3 separate regions of the Homo sapiens genome follow, and regions 1 and 3 are each linked to region 2. Evidence: chromatin contacts called from ENCODE Hi-C or POLR2A ChIA-PET data. All regions are on one chromosome and are shown on one strand. The core of a region is the stretch at or near the end of the contact, and the rest is flanking DNA. Distances in the headings are between cores, read along the strand shown.

Region 1 (4,060 bases), core at 1,493-3,992, 640 kb after region 2:
CAAATCTCTTTCCTCACACCTACAATATAATTCAAATTCATGAAGTGACGAATAATGTCATCCTTATTTCTGTGTTGAATATTAAGATTTATTTCATTAGAACCTACAAATAGCAACAATTAGATTATTAGCACTAGGATACAGGTCTAAGTAAGTGTGAAAGACAGGTCTAAATTGCATCTAATCAGTCTAGCATTATGGGAGGGTCAAAGCTTGGTTTCTATGAAACTGACCTCTATGTAGATTTCTACGTAGGTACAGCTTCCAATCTACATTTGCTACTAAAATGCCTTAACCTGAAAGGTTTTCAGTGATATCTCATTACTCTCAAAGCTTCCAAACTGAAGGACCTAAGAAAATTGTAACAGCAACACCAACCACAATAAAAGCATACATTAGACACAAAATATGACAACATTGAGCATTAAGGTTAAAACGTGTTATAAAACATAAAAGGAAAACATATATACAAGCACACCAATAATTAACGTACAAGTACTTAATTTAAAAAATATTTATTTTACTTTTACTCACCCTGTGCTTCCAATTCAGATTCATCCACAGCTTCCCATTTTGATGGGGCAACTTTAAATATAGGCTCATTCTTTTTTGAGTCTTCAGTTGCATCCACTATTAGGGAAAGATAAGCCATTAACCCTGACTACTAGTGGATGACCCGAAGTATTACATTCATGGGTATTCACCATATTATTAAAAAGCAAAGTAAAATAAGGACACAGATGGACAAATAGTAATACTAAGAACAAGGACTATGACTAAACCAATTCTCTGCATCTGAGGGCAATATTTTTAACAGTATATATATCAATTCAGAAAATACAGGTTAGTAATATATTAAGCAAGTGAAGAAGTTGAGAAGTAAAACAAATCTTTAATATCTTTACCTAATCTCTGAAATATAAAACTGCATACATTATTCAATATTTAAACATATAATTCAAATGTACCAAAGAGCTGTCTACAGTTCCTATTTTCAAAATGATTTTAGGCAGCTAGGAAAACTGAAGTTGTAAGTTAGAAAAACTAATAAAAACTGATAAAACCAGGTACCTAGGATCATGCATAACTGAGCACAAGATTTTGCCTATAATTTCCTGACAAGACAAAAAGAGAAACTTGCTAATATTATAGGAGGCTGATTGTCCCAGCAAAGAAATGTGACCAGAAAAAAATGCTTCTTCTTGGCCTTTTATATACATAGCATACAAATAAATGTATTACTGGGTATATGAATTTTGAAAAAAATCAGAAATAGAAAAGTTAATAACTTGATACGTTCATGAGAAACTATAACCTTTTTCCATATCAGCATGTATGGAAATTAGAGTTTTGGTCACCAAATGTATTAGCTAGATTTAATCAGTTTGAAATCTGAACTTACAAGGCACTCCATCAAGATCATCATCAAGACTTTTTATAGGGACTCCATCAAGATCATCGATGGGAGTAGCATCAATAGGAATTCCATCTACATCTTCCAGAGGTGCACCATCAAGCTCTTCCTCGATGGGGGCACCATCAAGGTCATCTGGAACATCCTATGGAAATGTGTACTATTATAACATTTTCCTTTGCTTGCTGAAGTCACATTGCTTGTAAGATTAATTTGTAATCCAGTACAAGCCAACATAACTGGATACCCACAATCTGAGGTACAATGTAAGAACATATTCTATCATCCAGTTTGCTAAAGAAGCAGTCAGTTGTGCATTTATCTAATATTTACCAAGTGCTCACTGGTGCCAGGTACCTTGTGAGGCAATGATGAGCAAAAACAAGTTTGGTCCCCCTGTTATAGAGCCTGGTAAAGGTTTTTGCTGTTGTTTTGCAGGGGTGGGGGAACCAGGAAATCAGATCATCACAACAATATATACTTATCTGTAACTATGGTAACTGCTACAGCAAAAGGGCGTATCATACTATTAGCATACTAAGTTTCACTTAAAGAGGTCAGAGAAGGCTAAGGTTATGTTTGAGCTGAGATCTGAAGGATCTCAGGTGAAGATAAGTCCCAGAAAGAGGGAAGGACATGTACAAAGTCCAATGGTAGGTGGAAACACACATTTAAGAAACTGAAACAAGGACCACGTGGGTTGCAACAGTAAGGCCAATTAGGAAGATCCTGCAGGAGTGAAAGTGAAAACATAATAGCTTGACTAGCATGGCAGAATTAAACATTAAGGATTCAGTAATTATTTAGGAGGTAAAAAAGAAAAAAAACAACAGAATGGTGATGTATATCTGCTATCATGTGATGCATCTTTTCATGCACATATTTTACTTATATAGCTATCTTTAACAAAATAAAGTCATGCTATACATATTGCTCTATTACTTGCTTATTTTCTACTATTAACAATATATCATAACTCTTATATCATTAAATAAAAAAAACACTCACCAATTTTCACATAAGGACACAAGACAGAGAATTCCTGTTACATGTAATTTTGACTTCTGGGTTCCAGCAATAAAAATCCACTACTTAATGGTAAGCAATAGATATTTTTCACAAAGAAATGTACCTCACATATGTAACACAGAACAACTCCAAGAAACCTCCACCCCAGAAACGAATTTTAAAAACAACCAGACAAATACAGACTGCCTACCTCTGTTTCCTTTTCTTCAATAATATTTACAAGTCCTAAGAAAATATTTTGTAGTTTGATCAAAAATGGTTCTGGATAAATTGCCCAATCTTCCCATGCTCTGAAGCAAGTCATTACCCGTTGCTAAAGAAACAGGAAACAGACAACAAACTTTTATTTTGGGCTATATGTCTCAAATTTCAGTTCATGAGAATGATCATCAAGATTTGCTAAATTTGCCTTTAAACTGATGTTTTTTTAAACTTTAAAGAAAATAACTATATATCATTACCATATTTTTTAAAAAAATCAATGTCACCTTCTAATTAAAAGGAAAAAAACCCCTAAAAATAAATATAATGAAAAATAAACAGTAACTATTTGCTCTTTACCACCTAAGGTCAGCTCCCATACCATTAGTACTACCCATGAGCCACATTCCAGAAACACTTACATAGAAACTTACTAAAACTGGAAACCAAAGTAGCCAAGTTTTGACCTGAATCCCTTATGGTCCAATAAAGTACTTCCTAATTCTGGCTAATACTTTACTCTGTATCTTCCTGAAACTTGTCTTTAAATTCTAACTTATGGTCAAAATTTAAGGTCAAAAACTTTTAAAATGGGAGTTGTCTGAATGCCCTAAATGGTGGCGTCACTGGGCATCTTCCGAAACTAAAAATTTTTCTTAAAAAAGTCTTCTTCCCATGAAAGCATATTTACTTATTCAATTATAAGTGAAGTACTACACTTGGCTTTTCTTAACACTGGTCTAGAGCTTAAGAGGTTATAAAAAAATTGGTAACAGAATAGACTTTCTAAACATGATTAAAATGTATGTCTTTAATCCAGCCAAATAGTATATACCATTACAAAACAAGTGATTCTTCTGTATGTTTTATGAAAAAAGACTAACATTTATAATTTTTAAACAATATTTAAAACTAAAATTAAACCTGACAAAATAGTATCTTTTAAATTTTTGATTTGATAAAAACAAAAACGACAGAATTTTAAAACAGTAACTTCTGTAACATCTAAGTTTTAAATTTATGTCTCATACTTGTCTTATGCACTTTTCTAGCCCTTCAATGCCCTCCCCCCACCCATTTAAAACACTAGGGCAAAAATAGTAAAACAATAAACGTACCTTAAAGTTTTCAGATTGTAAATGGCCTTGAATTGTACGATAGGTGGCATTGAGGTCTGAAAATATCTGACATAACTTTGTTTCAAAACTGAAATTCAAATAACACATTCTTTAAAATAAAATGTTTAAAATTCCTTTCCCTTTTAGCATGCCAGCCAATGAAAACCCCTCCTGAACTTAAAATACTTACAAATCAAGAAATTATTAAAAATCAAAAACTAGGTGTTTAAACTCTAAAACCGTAACTGAATTGCTTGAACTCTTATTACTCTGAATTTTTCTCCTACAAACTCCCCAA
Region 2 (3,894 bases), core at 1,213-3,712:
GCAAACAACCCTCCCCATGTGGGAGTTCAGATTTACAACTCACAAGTAGTAAAAGAACTCCCTTCACAGATCTTAACCTCTAGTCTAGGATCTTTCACATTCTTAAATGGCAGAGAGGTTCAATGGAGTCATGTAACTGGTTTTCAGACACGTGCTGGGTTTTTTTGTTTTGTTTTGTTTGTTTTTGTTTGTTTGTTTGTTTGAGAAGGAGTCTCACTCTGTCCCCAGGCTGGAGTGCAGTGGCGTGATCTCGGCTCACTGCAACTTCCGCCTCCTGGGTTCAAGCGATTCTCCTGCCTCAGCCTCCCGAGTAGCTGTAACTACAGACACACGCCGCCACGCCCAGCTAATTTTTGTATTTTTGGTAGGGACAGGGTTTCACCATGTTGAGCAGGATGGTGTCGCTCTCCTGACCTCATGATCCGCCCTCCTCAGCCTCCCAAATTACTGGGATTACAGGCATGAGCCACCACACCCAGCTGCTTTTAAGATTGTACATCTCACTACATAACATGTGTTTTTGTTTGTTTTGTTTGTTTGTTTGTTTTTGCTTTGTTTCTCATTTTAAACATCTAATTTAACATTGTTACAAGTGTGTGTGTAATTGTTATAATGAGAATTTTAGTATAAAGAGAAATTGGTAGGACATATACTAGGTCAGGTGTCCCCAGCCTCCCGGGCCACAGACGGGTACAGGTCTGTGGCTTGTTAGGAACCAAGCTGCACAGCAGGAGGTGAGTGGCAGGCCAGCCAGCATAACCACCTGGGCTTTACCTCCTGTCAGATCAGCGGCAGCATTAGATTGTCATAGAAGTGTGAACCCTATTGTGAACTGCGCATGCGAGGGATCTAGGTTGTGTGCTCCTCATGAGAATCTAATGCCTGATGAGCTGAGGTGGAAGTTTCATTCCGAAACCATCCCCACCTCGCCCTCCTCCCCATCCCCCACGAGAAACCTGTCCCTGGTGCCAAAAACATTGAGGACCTCTGTACTGCGTTGTAAAATTGGGTTACTTGGGGAGAGAGGAGATATGAGTTTAAGAGAGGAAGAGGTGGAAAAAAGAGAGACATACCAAAAAGGAAAAGAAAAAAGACTATTAAAGCAAACGACTAAACAAAGAGTATGCATATTATGATCATATTTATGGATTTATGTGGAAACACATCTGTACACTTGAAAACTTCAAAATTTCATAAAAATGAGAAAATAACCAATCATTTTTATATGATATTAGTAAATCACTCTGAAGTATAATGAGAAAATCTTAAAGGAAAATCTTCAAACTCAGTATGATATTGTGTCTGCCGTGAAGTGAAAAAAGAAATGAAAATCAATGACTTCTCATATTACATGTAAGTCACACATCTCTGCTTGCTCCAGTAGCTAAAGTGTGCTAAGAATCCCAAGTGCTTGATGAAGCCCTGAGCCCTCGTTGTTGGCTTTCATAAGGAGACTACTACTGGCTCATGTTAATTGAATTTAGAAAATTTACTGTGGATTATCCTGTCTGGTGCCTAAATTAAATGCATGGATGATAATTCATTTACTGAAATTAGAAGCCAGGAGGAATATAGATACAAAGTCAAAGTCTCTGTTTAGCTAATGTTTTGCCCAACCAGCCTGCACTTGACAAGTGTCATAGCACTATGCTATTTTTATTATTGGGAGTTAGGAGACCTCAGGTCTAGTTCAATCCCTGTTACTATGCACAAGGCATATTTCTGATGTGCAGGGAAAATTCAAGGTGGCCACTTAAGCTTTCTAGGCCTTATTTGCCTAATATATTCCTAGAGGAATTAGATGATTTTTAAGATTACTTCTTGCTCTATATTAGTAGGTTCTCCAATGTGAGTGAACGTAAAACTCACTTGGAGAGTCTGAAAGTACTAATTAGGGGGTTCTGCCTCCTGAAATTCTGATTCCGTAGGTCCAGGGTCAAGTCCAACACCCCATTTCTAACAAGTGTCTCGTTGATGCTAGTAGCACTAGTCCACAGCCCCGATGAATATAAAAACTGAATGAAATATTTGCTTTTCTGAGTAAATGTCAAGAATTATTGAGATGAAGGAGGCTTGGAACTGATATTTTTAATCTGAAATAGATATCATTTATTGCACTGGTAGAACCTGTATGTAATTTCAAGGGTGCACATCTTACCTTTTATTATAATTATAATAAACTTCCCTTATCATATAGTTCCTCCTCAGAGAATGTGAACTGCAGGAGTCCTAGTTCCCAGTAGAAAGTGCTGTTAGAAAACCTCTGAGATTTCTACCTCTGGGAGTAGTATCCTCTTGAGATGCCACCAGCTCTGATGTCTCTTGTTTGTCTCCCTTGCCCAAATAAGCTTTCCTAGCATGTACTACCTAAAATCACGGCTAGGTGTCGCTCTAATTCTGGGGCGCACCGGTTTCAAGGGGAAGTGTGAACCAGGGCGCTGGCACTGCTCGTGTGTTTATGGGTGAAAGCATCTAAGAGAGGCCCTGTGAAATTGCCTGCATAAAAGGATCACAGTTAGGGATGTCTCATAAACTAATCCCAAGAGGAGCCTTCCACTAAAAATAAAATAAGCACGTAATAAGGGTAGAAAAATTTCCTAAAAATGAGGTTGGGATTGGTGGTCAGAGCGTCCTGGATATCAAAAGTGTCAGTTCATTAAGGCAAGATTAGTGTCATGGGTGAATGGAGCATCACAGTTTAATGCTTTAACTTATTGGAACCTCACTTTCCACTTCCTTAAAATAGAGACTATCAAAACAAAACAAAACAGAAAGTACCTTCCATTTCTTCAAAGAATTTTTGTCAGATCAAATGAAGAGCTGTATGGAAAATTATGTGTAAATTGCTAAGTGTTTTAAAACACATTTTTATTAGCAGTGAATTCTTCTCAGGCACTTTATTGGATTTTTAGATAACACTATCATGATATTCCTATTTATTCCTGAACATAAAATTTCCAGATACCATTTTCTTCCTACATGACCATAATTAAAGAATTTGTTTTCTTATGTTTTCATTACTTGTCCATCCACTTCCACGGTAAATCTCAAATGTAAAGAGACTAAAAAGAAAAAATTAATAAAATTATATTTATCCTCATGTGGAATTTCTGCTTTTTGTAATAGCTACTATACACTTAAATATTTAAAATTTAGAATATTTTCTCCATGTTTCCAGATGCTGCCCCCCTAGACATATTGAACATTAGGAAATGTTGTCAGAAAGTCTTTTCTACTAGTCTCTGTTTTGGATTATCTAGATCATAGTTCCTCTGATAGAATAATCAATATTATTAATATTATTAATTAACAATATAATTAATAAGTATGGTCTTGCTGGCCTTTTATGCCCTGCCCTCCCACCCTTCCCTACTCCATCCTACCCCAACCATAAATTATAAAGCCAAATACAGATTTGTATTTGGATTGGTATTTCACTGATATTTCAAACCAGTTCCACTCCTTCTCTAATTAAATGTGCATTTTCTTTGTGATTTGACTGCCAGTCTACACCCTAAGTCACCATCTATACCTTATTGCAGGTAATTCGTGTCGACAATCATCACTAACCATAGCCATCCTCTCACTGAGTGCATGGACACAGAATATGCCTTCTCGTCCAGCTTCTCATCCTGCAGGGCTCCTATGGGTGGGGTTTTCCCTGTATGAATTCTCCAACTTGGCAAAATGATGATTACTGTCCCCTCGCCATAATCAGATAGAAGCACTGGAGAAATGTATAGCATTGAGTTTTCATCTTTTCTATTATTAACACTTTGAGGAAATAAGAGTCTTCCAAAATGAAAGGCATTTCTATACACTGTACTTGCAAGTCATTATTTTCATTTAACATTTAAGTAGTAGGAATAAAAGCCACCTTTATCCTTTAAAGTT
Region 3 (3,863 bases), core at 946-3,445, 520 kb after region 2:
TATAAACATGTATTATATTTGATTCAGTAATCGCATTCTAGAAAAAACTCAATTTTTAGAAAAATGTATTCTAGAAAAAAATTGACATATGAACATAAATATACAAGGTGTTCATGGGAATATTTTTTCTACTAATGAAAAATTAGGAACTCTCAAATGGAAGAGATTAAATAAAATATAGTATAAAAATATTATGCAGTCATTAGAAGAATATATTGAACCTTTATGGAAAGTTATCCCAAATTGTTCATTGAAAAAACAAGTCACAAAGCAAAATTCATAGTATTCCCATTTATGTGTTTTAAATGTGTACAGACTATACAAATGCAAAGCAGTGTTCATAGTGCTTGCCCCTTGGAGTAAAGCAAGAGTGATGGGGGCCTGCAGTGGACGAGTCTATCATGTTTTCCCCTGAATATTCCTGCCTTGTTGGAGTCTTTCATGAGAAGCATGCATTCATGTATTACTTGTGTGGTAAAAACATCAGTAACTGGTCACCTCCTTCAAACTCCTCCCTCAAACGCATTAAAGAAAACAAACCTGCACTTAATTCAGATCATGATGGGGCTGAAGGAGTACTGACATTCCTATCACATGAGAAATGAACCAGTGTCCATCTCAGGTAAGATGATGGCTGAAATGGAACAGCAGGCCAGTTTCTCATGATTTTGCTCTAGAGGACTGGGGCAGGAGGGAGGAGGGAATTTAATTTTTCTTTGGTGTGCCAGAAAAGGTAGTAGTCTGTACCAAAGGGGGTATATTGAAAGGATATGCACACTTTTGGAATTGTTTGCAAGACTAAAGATCTAGGCTTTGAAAACAGGCAGAGAATGGGAAGCTGGGCTGCCATGAGCACAGCCAAGTTCCCACGCAGGGTGTTATGAGGTCATCACCAGCAGAGCCAATGCCACACGGCTCTGCCTTCTGCAACTAACCTCCAGCAGACCCTGCATCCTTGCATGACTCCCTGAAAATGCCAAATCTTAATGCAAGCATCTTATTTTCCAAGCAAATAAAGAGTAAAGAATAAGATGTATCTGCCCCTCTCTTTGGTTTTATCAAGGGTCTCTGGGACCTACCTCTCTCTAAAACTCTCCCAACAATGTAACATTTCCATTAAATAAGAAGAGTGCTCAGTGACAAACGGCAACCACACTTGGATAGTTCAACTCCATATTTTGCCTGATTCGTAAACAAGAGCCCCAACCTGCCTTTCCATTTGCTTGGGTTTAGCAAATGGATTTGCTTCTGATTTTTGAGTGCTTCGAGTTAGCTTAGCACTTTGCAAAGTGTGTAAGGGAGGGATGCTCCCCAGAGAAGAGGCCGCCTGACTTCTGAAGAGGGAGTGAGCAGCAGCATTCACGAGCTGAGAAGCAGAGGAGACAACAAATGCCCTCTTCTACTCGCCTCAGCTGAAGCAGGGTGCCCAATTTCAGGTGCCCCCTCGTGTCAGGAAATGAAGTAAATCAATGACTGAGAGGGCTCTAGGCTGGCTGGCTGGAGGACTGGAGTTTCATATGCACTGCCTTCAGCTGGCTGATGGGTTCTATTCCAGAAAGGAGTTATTCAGCCTAGACTGGGGAGACAAAAAAGCAAATTCAATGGAGGTTCATAAAACTTATGAAGCATATGCAGAAAAGTACCTCAGCAACTCACTCCTGGGCCTTGTCCCATAAATAACACAAGGACAAAGCGGTGAGGAAAATGAAACTGGAGACTGGGGGGGAAAGATCTCTTTTTCACAAAAAGGAGTTTAGGTGATGATCTCTCCTGCAGCAGGCAGTGGTTGCCAGAGCACATGGGACGGTGGCAGGGCTTCAGAGAGGTCCATTTCATTTTAACATTTTTACCACTTTTGGTATTTGTAGGTATGCAGTACTGGCACTTCTTGATTTAGGATGTAGTTGTATGTTTATTAGAAGAGGAAGAACTCAGAGGGAGATTATTTCCCAGGTGCAGGAGCAGTTCATGACTACCATATTCACTTCTCCATTTCACCCATGCTCTCTCCATAAGACCATCACCACTTTGGGTGAAGAAATATCCAAATTTCTTTTCTCTGGGAAATCTCTAGCAGATGTGGACACAGCAAAGAGGAGCCTGAATGCTCCGTCACATCTTGGCAGACATAGAGTTCTTGTTTGCTGATGGCTAAAGGATGTGCGTGTGCTGTTTCCATTGCTCTTGCCAAGCTACACCGAGGGATGCGCAGGGGAGCGTCAAACTCCAGGCTGCAACTGCCTAAAACCCTGCCCCTTTTCTTCCTCCCGTAAACTGAGGACTGAAGCCAGAAGGGTTCGGGTGAGAAACAACAATTACCTTGGGATGCATTGATCAAGAACTTTTTTCTGAAGGGCCAGGAACAAGCAAATAGTACTGCAGATGGTCTCTCTCTGGTCATTTTCACAGCTTTAGATCAAATCACTTTTGGCCAAAATGATGGAGCAAGAACTGCTCTGAAATCACAGTTACAGAGAGAGTAGTATTTGATTTGTATGACAAATAGAGCCAGGAAGAAACTGGAGGGTGTGACCAAGAAAAAAAAAAAAGCCAGGACAAGAAATCAGGCCAAGTAAGAGCAGAACTAAGCCCAGCCAGATCTAGAGACACAAGTGGCCCATCTGCTTCCTCACAATAGATTGCTTCAGTTTAAATTTTTTAAGAAACAAAAGATATAGGAGACTAGATGCCATAATTTAAGACAAAGCTGTAGCTAGAAAGGCCAATTCTACAGAGAACTAGACTGTATATTGTTTTCATTATCTGCTCATACATCCTCTGTTTTCACATAAAATCTAGTGCCCATTTCAAAAAGGAGAAATGTATATGCATTCACTAGCCCATTGTTACGGAAGCTATTTGTATCAGTTAGAAATGTATTCTGCTACAAATAACAGAAAACCTGACTTCTAGGGCCTTAAATAGACAAGAATGTATACGTATTGGTCTTATGCAAGCAGCAGTCTGGGGTTCAGCAGTCTTAGCAACAGCTCAGAGACTTAACTGACAGCAGGGCTCCAGCTCTGCTCTTCTTTCTGCACCACAAGCCTTGTATTTTAGGCCTCCATCCTCGTGCTTACTGCTTCATGTTTCCAAAATAGCTGCTGCACCTTCAGTCATCACATGTACATCCAGGCAAGAAGAAAAGAAAGAAATTGAAAGGCGTAACATTTGTATTCAGAATGCAAATAATTTTCCAAAAATCCCTTAGAAGCATTCTACTTACAACTCAGTGATCAGAATGTTGTCGCATGGCTACTCTTAGCTATGAAAGAGTCTGAGAGGTGTACCCTTTTAGCTGGACATACTGCCAACCCTTAACAAAATCACCATTCTATTACTAAAGTGAAAATATATATTGGAGAGACAACTGGCAAGTCCACCACAACAGCTGAGCTGACCATACCACACACAACTACAAGCAGCAGCCAAAACAACGAGCCTGCCATTCAGTGCAAGTGTTGTCATCTACAGGACAGCTGTGTGAAGAACACGGGCACTTTATGTTAATGTATTATACAAATGTATAATGCTCATATGTTTGTATGTGGGTTAGATTTGTCAGTAGTTCAGTTTTTCAAACCTATAAAATGGATCTAAGCAGAGTTGGAATTATTTGGTGCAGAGAACAGGCAAATAACGCTCCTTAAAATGTGGGATGTGCAGCTAATTTAAGTTTTCTCCTCAGCTGCCCATAGCCTACCACTTGTGATTATTTGATCCCATAATTACCCAATTTCCAGTTCCATTCAAAGGAATGGTTATGGAACAACATAATAGCTCTTGGAGTTCCTGGCCACAGGACTGTATCACAGGTCTGAAATGCTATCAAAGTTAGTCTTTCTCTACCTCCAACTGTTGAT

Evidence for each region. A loop is a pair of places that touch in the nucleus more often than their neighbours do. ChIA-PET counts read pairs that join two places held with the same protein, here RNA polymerase II (POLR2A). Pooled maps may share reads with other maps.
Region 1: a loop to region 2 is called in a map of CD8-positive, alpha-beta T cell, with 10 times the contacts of the local background. The contact joins two enhancer-like sites. A Hi-C loop is called at or near these places in 8 of 168 maps with a recorded cell type or tissue (B cell, CD4-positive, alpha-beta T cell, CD4-positive, alpha-beta memory T cell and 5 more), 7 of 37 single-sample maps with no recorded cell type and 18 of 50 pooled maps.
Region 3: a loop to region 2 is called in a map of CD8-positive, alpha-beta T cell, with 25 times the contacts of the local background. The contact joins two enhancer-like sites. A Hi-C loop is called at or near these places in 2 of 168 maps with a recorded cell type or tissue (CD8-positive, alpha-beta T cell and naive thymus-derived CD4-positive, alpha-beta T cell), 19 of 37 single-sample maps with no recorded cell type and 10 of 50 pooled maps. POLR2A ChIA-PET finds 5 or more read pairs at or near these places in 2 of 52 experiments (MCF 10A and OCI-LY7).

The regions. Positions count from the first base shown.
Region 1 is chr3:143,034,678-143,038,737 of GRCh38, reverse strand. It overlaps U2SURP (U2 snRNP associated SURP domain containing), which reads right to left. Exons shown (of 28, transcript NM_001080415.2): 19 at 3,763-3,850; 20 at 2,634-2,756; 21 at 1,403-1,559; 22 at 535-630. Among named protein-coding and RNA genes, the nearest start is that of U2SURP, 35 kb to the right of the region's middle. Within about 2 kb of position 2,742, at least 2 of the 41 ENCODE cell types and tissues checked have a DNase peak (open chromatin) inside an H3K27ac peak, as active enhancers do.
Region 2 is chr3:143,673,044-143,676,937 of GRCh38, reverse strand. The region is part of intron 5 of SLC9A9 (solute carrier family 9 member A9); the gene reads left to right. Among named protein-coding and RNA genes, the nearest start is that of SLC9A9, 170 kb to the left of the region's middle. Within about 2 kb of position 2,462, at least 4 of the 41 ENCODE cell types and tissues checked have a DNase peak (open chromatin) inside an H3K27ac peak, as active enhancers do.
Region 3 is chr3:143,149,837-143,153,699 of GRCh38, reverse strand. No RefSeq gene overlaps it. Among named protein-coding and RNA genes, the nearest start is that of CHST2, 32 kb to the right of the region's middle. Within about 2 kb of position 2,195, at least 2 of the 41 ENCODE cell types and tissues checked have a DNase peak (open chromatin) inside an H3K27ac peak, as active enhancers do.